Linked DNA regions of Mus musculus: region 2 is linked to region 1. A link is a contact called in ENCODE Hi-C or POLR2A ChIA-PET data. All regions are on one chromosome and are shown on one strand. Each heading gives the region's core, a stretch centred on a gene start or an enhancer-like site at or near the end of the contact. The rest is flanking DNA. Distances are from core to core; before and after follow the strand shown. Region 1 has its middle 4.9 kb from the start of Gm51643. Region 2 holds the start of Srgap2 (SLIT-ROBO Rho GTPase activating protein 2).

Region 1 (6,654 bases), core at 2,304-4,803:
TGGGGATGTAGCTCAGTGGCAGAACAAGTGCTTGCACACACACATACCACACCACACACACACATACACACACACCACACACACACACGTACACACACACATTCACACATTACACCACACACACCACAAACACACACCACACACACACCACATGCCATACACACACACATTACACCACAAACACACACCATGCACACACATGACACACACACACACACACACACCACACATCAAACACATACATTACACCACAAACACACACCATGCACACACACCACACACATACATACATACACACACACACACCCCATACACACACACATCACACCACACACACCACAAGCACACACACACACTCACACACCTGTAATTTTAGCTCTCAGGAGGACAATGTAGGAGGATTGCTACAAATTACAAATTTGAGGCTATTCTGGGCTACATGAACTCCAAGAGAGCGTAGGCTACAGGGTAAGACCACCATGTGTCAACAGTAACAACAATGAAAAAAAAATCATCTCATTCTACCTTCTCACTCTCTCTCTCTTGTTTGTTTGTTTTTTGTTGTTGTTGTTGTTTGTTTGTTTTTGTTTTTCGAGACAGGGTTTCTCTGTGTAGTTCTGGTTGTCCTGGAACTCACTCTGTAGACCAGGCTGGCCTCAAACTCAGAAATCCGCCTGCCTCTGCCTCCCAAGCAGCATGCCCGGCTAACCTTCTCAGCTACACTCTAAAATAATTCCTATTTATGTTATGCTCACCGCTGAAAACACTGTCACTCAAAAATAAAACTGGCAGCCAGCTTGGATCTTGAATGACCCTCATGCATTCGTTACAGGACTGTGGGAGGTGCTGGGCCTTTAGGAAGCAGAGCCTAGTAGAGGGAGTTGGGCCACTGGGGTGTTGCTTTCAGAGGAGAGAGTGAGCTGCTTGTCTCTCTTTCTCTTTCCTTCTTCAGTGTGTGAGCTCCTGCTGCCTTATCAGAGACCCCAAAGCAACAGACCCAACTACAAAGGCTTAACACCAAAGAACCATGAGCTTTCTTCTTTTTACACTGTCTTGGGTTATTTTGTTATAGTAAAGGAATGGTAACTAATATACCATCATAAAATCATCAAGCTACAGAGCGAGAAGGACCAGAATCCCAACCTTCTCTGTGTCTGCCTGTGTCAGAGCCCACGATGCTAAATGCACAAGAAAGTGGTCCAGCCTCCTAACACCAGCTGACCTCGCGGTGACTCAAGGGAGGGAAACACAGTGTGAAGCTGGAAACGACTGAGTTCCCAGAGACTATCTATCTATGACAGTGTTCGAGGCAAAGAAGAGAGTCGGGGAAGCAATAATGAATATGAACTTAGAGCATTTCTGAGCTTGTTAGGAAGGGCCTACTATAAGAGGCATATATCAGACAGACAGACAGACAGACAGACAGACAGATTACATATCTTTATCTGAAATGCTTGGCACTCACTAGTTGAGCATGCCTAATTCAAAGATTCAAATTTTCCAAACTCTAAAATTTCAGAATATTCAAAAAGCCTTGGGTTTCCAGATTAGGGATGTTGAACCTGTGCTGTGTGTTATTTTGTCTTTATTGCCCAGTGACAAACAGAGCCAGGGTTCCCTCCCCCAAACATCCCCCAATGAGAGAGACATCTGAGGGCCTGATCCATCCCCTCATCCTAAGACCACATCTACACATACACACAAGTGAAGGCTTTACAAAATACGTCCTCAAAACCCCTGGTGCTTTATTGCCTCATAAAGGGACTCTTCTTATGATGGTCTGGTTGTAGACAAGTCCCTCAATATCATCAGGACATTCAGTGATTCTGGTGGCCATTAGGAGCAGTCACAGATGCAAGGAACAGCAGAATGTCCTGAAAGGACACATGGTTTTAGCCTCATATTTATATCTCTGTCCCCTTTCATGATCCCTTTCCAAGCAACCAATGCTGACTGAGGACCACTGAGTACCAAGTGATGTGCTGATCACCAGAGTGCCCAAGACCTGTGTGCTTGTTATAAAATAGAGAAGCCAGAAGACTCTCAATACCCTTACAGGGTGTGTATGTGCAAATGCACACACACAAACACACACACACATGAGAGAGAGAGAGAGAGAGAGAGAGAGAGAGAGAGAGAGAGAGAGAGAGAGAGAGAGAATAAATAAAAGACAATGTAAAATTTAATGTGTGTGGAATACGGGTGGAATACGGATGTTCACGTGGGTGTGGGTATGCATGCACATGTGTACATGTCTGTGGAGGTCAGAGGTCAGCAAATGACTTCCTCAGTTGCTCTCCAACTTACTCTTTGAGACAAGGTATTCTAGTCAGATTTCTGTTGCTTTGATGAAAATCATGTTACAGATTACAGTCCATCATCGAGGGAAGTCAGAGCAGGAACTCAAGGCAGGAACCAGGAGGCAGGAATCATAGAAGAATGCTGCTGACTGGCTTGCTCTCTGGCTGTGCTCAGCCTCTTTCCCATAAACCCGGGATCCCTTTCCCAGAGGTGACCGGGAAAAGTCGGCTGGGCCCTCCCAGCTCAGCCATCAAGACATTGCCAAAAACATGGCCAGCAGGCCAATCTGATACAGGCAATCTGTCAACTGAGACTCCCTCTTCCCAGGTTGTGTCAAGTTGACAACAACAACCAGGACACAAGGCTCTCAGTGAGCCCAGAGCTCACCAGTTTGGTTAGGCTGGCAGGCCAGTAAGCTCTGGAGAGGGGCAGCACACACTACTAGGCTCATGTTTTTCTCATGCAGGTGCGTGGGGAATCTTCAAGTTCTTCACCAGCTGAGCTATCGCCCTAGCCTTTTTTTGGGGGGGGTGGGGGTTCAAGACAGGGTTTCTCTGTATAGCCCTGGCTGTCCTGTCCTGAAACTCACTCTGTAGACCAGGCTGGCCTCGAACTCAGAAATCCACCTGCCTCTGCCTCCCGAGTGCTGGGATCAAAGGTGTGCGCCACCACGCCCAGCTCTTTGATACGGTCTTATGATTCAAAAGTCCAAAAGGATCTACCTTAGTCCCAGGGGAGCTGAAACTATACCCAGAAGTCACCTATTTCAGAAGAAAATCCAACCTCCTGAACCAGCCAGCACTGGCTACCTATGAGCTTAAGAGCAGGCTGTCCTCCCAGGACCACGGATCAGGGTGCACTCCTGGGACCATGAGTCCCTCCCAGTCTCAGTGAGAAAAGCGTTCCTCAGAATTCTCCCTCATGTGAGAGCAAGAATGGAGAGCAGCAACCCAGGGTGGGAGGTGACCGTGTGAGCGGGGGAGAAAGGTAAGAAGGCAGACTCTGAAAGAGAAGTACAGAGGACATCAGGCTGGCTGTTCATTTATATCTGAAGATCCTGTTGCTTTAGGCCCTCTAATTCAGGCCAGGAAAAACTGGGGGTGGGGTTGGAGCGAGGGGAGGGGGACCAGGTCCCTCCCTTGGGCCCTCCCGAGGTAGGTCAGGAGTACACAGAGGTGTTTCTTCACTTCCCCATGTGATCACAGCCGCCTGGACCAGTGTGCCCGCTCACATCACTGCTCAGGAATCTGGCTCTTGTTTACTTAACACAACAGCACTGCTCCTCCTGCTTTCCAGAGAGCTTGTGGAGGAGCCTGGGGCCTGGGAAGGGGAACCTGCACAGGAGAGCTGCTGAATAGGAGCAGTGAACTCCTGAGCTCCAGCCCAGTCAAGGCCTCCCTCACCGACATGGAGAGTCTGGAGAGATCTTGGGTTTCCCTGGCCTTCCCGAGACCAAGATACCTGAAGCCCAAATCCTCACATGAGGATTTGGGGGAGAAATTGGATGACACACCACCTATTGTGTGTTCTGTTTTCTGCCAAGAAATGACTGGGTGTAGCAAAACACAGGCCAGTGGTGGAGTAATCAGGTAGAAAGAACAAGACCCTGGATCCCATTCCCAACATGGGGTTGAGGGCAGGGGGGAGATAATAAAATTGTAAACTAGCAGAAGCTGGGGAAGTAGAATCAACCTGAGCTTTGTGCTAGGGCAACTTTGTATCATCCTGATGACTTTCCAAAGCCTGTCACAAAATAGGGCTCTTGTATGTTTACTGGATGGATCGGTTTGGAGGATGATTGATGGCAGACAGTAAAAAAAAAAAAACAGATTTAAAAGGTCATGATAATAGATCCCATTTGGTGAGTAATTACTGTGATCTGACATGACTGTGTTTCCGAGTGCTGACTCAGTGGATGCCCCAGAAAAAGTCACAAAGGAGGTGTCACCGATAGCTTTCCAGTGGCCCAGATGAAGAAACGTGGGCCCCATGAATCTGCAGATTCTCCTCCCACAGTCTCATCCCCACCTCAACCCTGGAGATGGCTTCTCCGGACTCCTAGTGTAGGCTCAGGAAAAAAATAGTAGAGAGAAGAAGACAGCCATTTCCCTCAGGTATACCACAGAGTCAGTTAAGTCACCTTCCCCACGTGGATTGCCATGCTCCATTCCCACGTGGACTGTCACGCTCCGTGCCATGCTATGTCATGCCATTGTGGTAAGAACATCAACATGAGATCTACTCTCTTAACACACTTTGAAGTTCACTACAGTGCCTTATTGTTGACTACAGATTCCACTGTGCAGAAGATCTCTACAATGTGTGTATACTGGTTTCCTAAAACTTTATACCCGCTCTGTACTAACTTCTTTTTTTTTTTTTCTCCCCTATCACCAACTCCTGGAAATCACCATCAAATTTTTTTGCCCAAGGAATTTGGGTCTTTCAGATACCTCCCATGAATGAAAGCTACAGAATTCATAGTCCCCTTCCCTTTGTTTTTTTATTATACATGATGCCCTCAAGGTTCATCCATGCTGGTGTGTATTGCAAATTCCCCTTCTAAGAGAAAGACTGATTTGTAGTCTGTAGCTGTACTGGCTAGTTTGTATCCTGTGTGTTTATTTTTTGCCAACTTGACACAAGCTACAGTCATCAGAAGGGCAGGAATCTCAATTGAGAAAATGTCTCCATCCCACCAACCTGTATGCAAGCTTGTGGAGCATTTTCTTGATTAATAATTGATGTGAGAGGGCCTAGCCCAGTGTGGGGGGCACCATTCCTGGTCCTTTAGTCCTGAATAGTATAAGAAAGCAGGCTGAGCAAGCCATGGGGAGCAAGCCAGTAAGCAGCGCTCCTCCATGGCTTCTGCTTCAGTTCCTGCTTCCAGGTTCCTGCCTTAAGTGCCTTCCCTGGCTCTCCTCATTGATGGTCTGTGATGTTAACGTTTAAAGCCAAATAAACTTCTTCCCCAGATTTTATCACAGCTATAGAAATCCTAACTAAGACAATACCCTATGTATGTACCGCTGTCTTTAAATGTTGTTATGTAGATCATGTCCGCTTTGGTTGCTACTGCATCTTGGCTATTATGAATACTGCTGCCATAAACACAAGTCTGTGATTATGAACCATGGATGCTGGGTGATTACACTGGCCCAGATGTTCTATTTTCTGAATGGTATTTATCCACAATCTAGTCCTGAAAAAGATAAAAGATATGAACAATCACCTAAGCAAATAGAGTGTCAGGCAGCCAGGCCAGAAGGAAGCACACACCCCTGAAGGGAGAGGAGGGAAAGGCCCAGGCAGGCCTAAGGAGTAGGTCTGCTGTGAGAATACAAGAATAGTGGTTAGTTCAGTCCTGACCTAAGTAGGCCAGGCTCGTGCCCGGGTACCAATTAATCATGGACTTCTCCTAGATAGCCACAAGAAGCTCTCTAGGAATTGGAGCATGAGGTAGAGAAGTACCCCAAAGATACCCCATGAAGGTGGATGGAAGGATGTTGGGATAACAATGGATGGGCACAGAAGGTTCTGAAAACTGTGTGATCAGAGATAATCCCATGTCACACACATCTCCACACCCCAACACTGGAAGTTGCTGCAGCCTATAGTTGGGCTACAATTTTCTTTGGCTGGTTTCTTCGCCTTTAGGTTCAATTGAGGAGATAGAAGCAGGCATTTATCAGCGGGCAGTTTCATTTCCTGTTTTCTCAGACTGAAAGCACAGTCATCATAAGGCCTGCCTTTTGTTTACCTGAGGCCTTTCAGAAGTAAACTCCACGTAGGAAGACCTGAAGGTAACATAGCTTGCTGATCCAAGCTGAAGGCAGCGCTTAGCAATGGGGATGCTTAAACTCGCTTCTTCAAAAGCCATCATCTAAAGGAGATGGCAGTTCCCTAAATGACTGTTCTCACCAGAGGCGTTTGTCAATCCCTCCTAAGCACCTCCGAAAATAAATCCTTCCCTAAACTGTTTCATCCTCCAGTTGGCCCCTAGCCAAGGTGATTTGTGTGACTGGAGGGGCAGAAGCTCAAGCTAACTTCCCAGAGTTGCGTATCGGGTCAGAAGGGAGAGAGCTACAACCAAGAAGGGAGTTTCCAGCTCCGTGGGGGAACTTACAGTGTTGTAAGGGAAAACCACATCTATTTCTGTCAAGAAAGGAAAAAAAACAATGTGATCGCTAGCGACATCCTCCAAAAAATGGTTACCTCCCCAGTGGGAATGTGCTGTGAGTTGCTAAGATTAGAAAACTGCTACTAGAATCTGGCCAAGGCAGCAGGCTAGCCTAGGTGTAAAGGCTAAGGTGAAGGTTGAGAGCTTCCTGGGTTCTGGGGAAGAGGGCAGCT
Region 2 (6,654 bases), core at 1,076-3,575, 420 kb after region 1:
GAATTGATAGATCCACGGGAAAAATCCAACCACTGATATCAATGCCTCCAAGGCCACTTCTCCCACAGGCAGAGAAATGCCCCGCGGTGGTATCCAGAGCTCCAGGAGAACACGAGCGGCGGGATGGGCAGCCGGCTACTGCACACACATGCAGACTGTGGGCGCTGAGGCCGGGGGTGGGGAAGTGGGGGGCGGCGGCGGCTGGCTTAAGTACTAAAGCCCTAACCACAACCGCAGCATTAACCAGGAGAACTGCAGCGCCCGGAGGCTGGCCTGGGGTCTGACATCAACGACACAGGCTGGGAGTGGAAGTCCTTCCGCACAACATGGTGTAGGGGATGCGGGGGTGTGGACGCGCCCAGCTGTGTCCCTAGGAGGGAGTGGGTTTGTCTTGGGGTGCCAGAGGAGGGCTAGGCGTTCTTCGCGGGATTGTGTGTGTGTGTGTGTGTGTGTGTGTGTGTGTGTGTGTTACCAGCTCAAAGATTCTGCAAATCAAATCCCAAAAGGGTGCCGCTGCAGCGCAGAGTGGGTCGGAAGTCTTTGCTCCGGTTCACTAGCCTGTAAATGCAAGAAAAGGGGGGAGGGGGCGATCAGTCGGAGGGAAGATCCTAATCGCAACAGGGGTGGGGTCGGGGATGACACTCCAAGTCCAGCTTTGGCCCATTCATCTTGGCCTAACAACGCCCGCTCCGCCCGAAGACCCGGCGTGGCGATCAATGTAGGGAGGAAAAATGTTCCCTCCAGGTTTTAAGGCAGAAAGAGAACACTTTGGAGCAGCCGGCAGCGCGTGCTCCGGGCGGAGACTGCGGCGGGAAAGCTGAGCTGCGGGTGGGGACTGCGGCACCTCGGCGCTTTCCCAACCCTGCTAGCCCAAGAGGGGTCCTCCCGCCTAGCCCGCGACGCGGCCCCTGACCTCCGGCTGGGGCACCTCCCAGACATCTACAGGATCCATACCAGAGGGGACAACCAGATGGGCACAACTTTTCTTCCCCTGCCACCCCTCCTCCCAGTTGTTTTGTTTTTGGTAACTAGCTTCTCCTGGCAGCAAAACCGGGGAGGGGGGTGAGGGGGGTGGAGGGGGGACGCTGCAGGAAGGGCCCGCTCCGCACGGGACATCCAGGAAAACAATGTGGTCGGCAGAAGCAGGAAACGAGCTAGAGGCGAGGGTCTAAACCGGGAAAACCCGGAGATGGGAGGCGGCAGGCGGCGGTAGCCTTCCCCAAGCCAGGTATGAGAGTGACTCTAAATGGCACCCCCCCCCCAGTATTTTTTTTGTCCCCCAAGCCTAGGGATCACAAATACCGCACCCAATCCCAGTCGGGTGGGAGGCATCAGTGAGAGTCGCTCCGGGAGGCGCGAGAGGCGGCGGCAAGGAGGCTGAGGGAAGAGCTCCAATGCTGCGGCGGGCCCCTGCCTCCTAGGCCGCCCTGTCCCCGCCGGCGCACAAGCGGCTCCAGGCAGTGTCGCCTACTCCCGGCGGCTGGAGGAAGGGCCGCGCGCAGGAAGAGCGAGCAGAGGCCGCGCGGTGCGGGAGGACAGGAAGCAGGAGGCGGGCGTGAGGTGGGGTCCTGAGGCAGGAGAGAGCCCGGGCCAGCTCGAGCCGCCCAAGCTTGGACGACCAGAGAGGGCGCCGAGAGGACGGCTTTGGGGGCGAGGCAGTGAGGGAAACCGCGGTGGACCGCTGCAACGTGAAGTGTAGGATGTTGGCAACTTTCGGGACCCGCATGAGGTTTGGGTATCAGAGTGGGTGGAGAAGCCCTGGGAGACAGACTGGAGGGCTGGACGGAGAAAGCACCCTGCAAGCCGTGAGGAACACCCCATCTTTCCGGGTCCTGGGCTGGCAGCCAAGGCTAGGAGACCAGGGACGAGACCAGCGGACCGTTACGGCGAGGCCCCTAGGTGGACCCGGCCAACCGTGTGCAAAGGGGCTGCGGGAGGGCGGTGTCGCCGCGTGAGGACCGTCCTCGGCAGTGCAGGGATGGGCGGAGAGATGAACAGTCCCGAGAAGTATTATGGGCTGCACTGGGGGATTTGGAGGGCCGGGGAGGGCGGTATGAGGACCGCGGGCGGCGACACGGCTAAGGCGGCGCCGAAAGCAGCAGCATCCGCAACGCGTCCACCCGCCCAGTCCCGGTTTGTTCAGTCAGAGCAGCAGCAGCCGGGCGTACGGGGAGGGAAGGGGAGAAGGAGCCTTTACCTGGCTCTGCCGCGACCGGTCCCAGGCCCAAGGTTCCGCTTCCCACTTAGCGTTCTCCTCCCCGCCACCCTCTTCTACGCAGTTCGGCCCCCCAGTTCCCTAAGGAGACTCCGCCAACTCCGCAAGACCCCGCCGGGAAGCTGAACCCACCCCTTTGCCAATCACCGCCCGCCTAATAGCGACTGACGGGGACTATAGCCAATAGGAACAACTGATCCATAGACGCCAGGAGTAGAGGCGGGGCTGACGAAACTTAGAGGTGTGGCGAACACTAGCTGCCTAGGCGCAGTCCTAGAGTGAGCTCCTCCCCGGCCTGTGGAAGCCTAAAGTAAAGCTGATGGGCGGGATAAAATGGAAGCGACAGCCAAACACAAACTCTCAAGAGAAGACGGGACCAATCGGACCGGGAAAGGGAGGAGGGAAGTTCAGCCAATAAATAGTAGAGAACGGCCTGGACCTTAGTGTATCCACCAATAAGAAACTCGGGGTGTGTCTTCCAAGTTCACAGGGGGGAGGGTTTAAGCCGAGCAGATGCTGGCCAATGATCTTAGGGGCTGAGCTAATATTAACCAATCAGAGAGCCGATCTGATATCGGCACCGTTACTGGGGCGTGGCCTCTGAGCTCACGTCAGGAGAAGGCCCTTGGCCTTCCAATGTGGGTCTGGGGCAAATTCTAGTCCTCCCAATCCCTGCTCGGCGCAGGCAATTCAAACTGACAGCGGGTTAGAAAAAGCAGAGAAAGCGGAAGAAAGAGCAAAACCCGGCGTGTTCGCTGACTGACTGCAGCGCGAACTGAGCCTATTCCGAGGCTTCTCCCCTCCACCTCGCTACACCGCTGCTCACTTCGGAGCGACCGCTGTGGAAGAGACCTTACGGGTTACGGGCCGCAAGTGCGAGAGCTCGGCCGGGAGAGGACGCCGAGAGCCGTGGTGCAAGGGAGAAAGCCCACGGGCGAGCTCCGAGAAGAGGGAGCGGGACGGGGCCAGAGCCCGCGTGGAAAGGGCTGAGGGGCGTTGAATCCTACGAAGAAGCCGCGTGGAGCTGAGCAAGAATTGGAGCGCTCTGCGGGCGGAGCTCGCGCTGGGAGTGGTCAGAGAGGCGAGGCTTTAAAGGGAAGAAGCCCGCTGGGAACTGGGAAATCGCCCAATTCCGGAGCCGGGGTCGGAGCTGAAGAGTAGAAGATTCTTGAAGACCAGAGAAAGTTAAACCTGTTGCGGAAGTTTCCCTTCAACTCCACTTGTCTCTCCCCACCTTGAACTCCATTTCCCTTCCCTCCCCAAGTCAAAAGGAAGTAAAATTTGCTCTTCCTACTCAATAAATACTAAGTTTCCCTTTCCACCAGGAAAATAGGACTCTCTTCCCAGTTTTAGAGCGTAGAGAACGAGAGGCCTTCCGTCTTGATTGTTAGCCTGAGGAAATCAAAGTTTCCCCTTTCAAAATTCTGCACCTCTTTCAACGTGGGACGCTATGTCTACCAACAACTGTACTTTCAAAGACCGATGCGTATCCATCCTGTGTTGCAAATTCTGTAAACAAGTTCTCAGCTCTAGGGGAATGAAGGCTGTTTTGCTGGCTGATACTGACATAGACCTTTTCTCTACAGACATCCCTCCTACCAAGTAAGTCTGACGGGTGGCCCTTTAGCTGGACAGTGGATGGCATGGGTCCCTGGGAGTCAAGGTTATCATTTGGTGTTCTAGCCACTCCCACCAGTCTGATGATTCCCTTGGAGTTTATCTAAGTGGGCAGACTGTCTGGACAAAGCCTGTGGTTTGCCCAGCGTGGTCAGTACTGAGGTCACTCTTCCAGGCCCTTAGAGTCATGTGTCTGTGCATCCCTTATGTTGACTCTTAAGGCTCAATGCCATGTCCAAACACCCTTCCTCACTGAAGCAAGTCTTTAACAGCCACTTGGAAAGAAGTGTGTAATGATTCATTTAAAGTGAAATTCATGGTTAATAAAGATAGCAAACTTGAGCATTTTAAAACATAAGGAAGTAAAACTATACATAGAGCCTCTGCACCCCTTTGAAATATTTTGTGAATTTGCTTAGGTAGTCATCATTTATTACCAAGGTAAATGAGGTGTTATTTTGTTTGTGTAGGTGCACTTGTATAACGAAATAGCAGTAGATAATAAAACCGTAAAACCAAATGTCCCAAAGGTTCTATGATCCCAATGTTGTTTTAGTTAGATATGCTCACGTAAAAATCTGAAATATTCTATCTCTTCAACATAAAACTGTGGTCATAAGGAAGTCTCAGGTTGGGTTGTTACATGTTGGAGTCTAGCATAGAATCAGGTTTTCTGTATTGCTTGTTTTTCTCTATTGGAATTATAATCACAGTGGATTCATGTGCCAAGATGGGTGTGGATCAGTGAATGCATTGATTTTTAAGATTTATCTTATTATTTTGTCACTCTGTGTACTTGTGTGTATGTTTGAGGAGGGGTGGATATGGAAGGTACTCTCCAGGCTAGAGATGGAAGGTCCTCTGGTTTGGACAGTTGTGGGCTTCATGATATGGGTGCTGGGAAGTGACCTGCAGTTCTCTGCAAGAGGAATAAATCTGCCAAATGTCTATAGTAAGCACAAATATTACCCAACTCTTACAAAATTAACTATGATTATAGTTGAGAGTCTAATTCAGCTCTGAATTTATGAAATTTGCGCCAAATCACAACTAAAAGTGTCATTGGGGTACTGTGGAAAAATCAGGGCCCTGGCTGCAGGACTTTGAGATGGTAAAGCTGCTATAGAGAAACGATTTGGTGGTTCTTCATTCAATCAGAATTACCATATGATCCATATTAATTCCACTTATAGGTATCCATCCAAAGAATTCAGATGAGCATCTTGTATTTATAGCAGCAGCACCCACAATTTAAAAGATAGAAGTCATCTAAGTCCCCACTGACTCGTCCCATAAGTGGGTGCCCAGAAGGTTGCCTTAAAGGAAAGAGATCTTGTCACACGCTGTAATGGGGTGAACCTTGAGTACATTATGCTAAATGGGACAAACCAGTAACTAAACAACAAATATGGTATGACTCTGCTTATTTGAAGTATCTGAAGAACAATAGTGATAGCTAGGAAGTGGGGAGAGGGGAAATTGGAGGTTGTTATACAGTAAGTATAGAGTTTCAGTTTTGCAATATGAAAATGGTCTGGAGAGTCATCCCACAACAGTGTGATGATATTTAATACTTTTAAACTGTACATATTTAAAAGAAAGGTGGAATTCTTGGAATATAGCTCAATGATAGCATGATTGCCTAGCATTTATAAGGTCCTGAGTTCTATCCCTACTGACACACACACACACAGTTTTTAGAGAGGACATATGACAAATTTTTATCTCATTTTAGAATTAAAAGTCTTGGTATATTTGACTGTCTGTAAACTTTTTTATCCTCCAGCACAGTGGATTTCATTGGAAGATGCTATTTCACAGGAATCTGCAAATGTAAACTGAAGGACATCGCATGTTTGAAATGGTAATTTGTGGCACTGTTGTCAATAGCCTGAGTTTGGAAGGTAGATATTGACATAAAAACCCACAGAAAGATTCTGTAGGCTGCATCAGCATTGATATAACTTAGGCGTTGAGCCATTAAAAGAGCATGTGTTTTATAGAGCTATTTTTTATCTACTTATGTGCATGGGTATGTATATGTAACATGTGTGCCATGACATTGTGAAAATTTGTTCTTTCATTCTTCCACTAGGGATGCAGGGATTGAACTTAGGTCCTCTGGCTTAGAAGCAAGATCCATCTTGACCCATTGAGCCATCTTGCCAGTCCTAGAACTATTGTTTTGAAAGAGTCTTTGTGATACTTTACAAATACGATTTGTAGCTTTTCAAAGTATATTTGCAAATATCTGCTCCCCAATAAACCTGTGCAATCTAAAAGATTAAATCAATTAATAAATTAAATCAATGGAATTTACACTCATAAAAATCAGAGAGCAAAGGAGATGGCTCCACTGGTAATGTGCTTGCTGTGGAATGTGAGGCTCTGAATTTGACCTGGATGTAGTAGCACACACTTGCAGTCCCAGCCCCCTCTGGGGATCTGGAGGCACAAGGATCTAAGGAGTTCCCTCAACACCAGCCTAGCCTAAGTGACAAGCCTAAGGCTTTAGTGAGAGACTCCTGAATAACTGAGCCCCAGAGTGACTTGTGGTTTCCACATGCATGCACATAATCACACTACTTGACCCCACATATAAATCAGATTTGAGCCCCACCCTATCCTTGTTTTCTGCATGATCTTGAATAAACCCTTTAAGCCTCTAAAGTTAGGAAACTTGTAGAGTTAGGATTTTATTTTATTTTTATTGGTTTGTTTGGTTTTAGTGTTTTAAGACAAGGTTTCTCTGTGTAGCCCTGGCTGTCCTGGAACTCAATTTGTAGACCAGGCTGGCCACTGACTGTCTCTGCCTCTGGAGT

Evidence for each region. A loop is a pair of places that touch in the nucleus more often than their neighbours do. ChIA-PET counts read pairs that join two places held with the same protein, here RNA polymerase II (POLR2A).
Region 2: a map of T-helper 17 cell shows a loop between it and region 1 (2.6-fold over the local background). The contact joins the promoter of Srgap2 here to the enhancer-like site in region 1. A Hi-C loop is called at or near these places in 2 of 37 maps with a recorded cell type or tissue (T-helper 17 cell and regulatory T cell). POLR2A ChIA-PET finds 5 or more read pairs at or near these places in 2 of 5 experiments (both embryonic stem cell).

The regions. Positions count from the first base shown.
Region 1 is chr1:131,104,598-131,111,251 of GRCm38, forward strand. No RefSeq gene overlaps it. Among named protein-coding and RNA genes, the nearest start is that of Gm51643, 4.9 kb to the right of the region's middle. Within about 2 kb of position 3,554, at least 1 of the 3 ENCODE cell types and tissues checked has a DNase peak (open chromatin) inside an H3K27ac peak, as active enhancers do.
Region 2 is chr1:131,525,036-131,531,689 of GRCm38, forward strand. It overlaps Srgap2 (SLIT-ROBO Rho GTPase activating protein 2), which reads right to left and starts at 2,326. Exons shown (of 23, transcript NM_001081011.2): 1 at 2,198-2,326; 2 at 1-558. It overlaps Fam72a (family with sequence similarity 72, member A), which reads left to right and starts at 2,868. Exons shown (of 4, transcript NM_175382.4): 1 at 2,868-3,817; 2 at 5,619-5,696. The coding sequence starts at 3,666.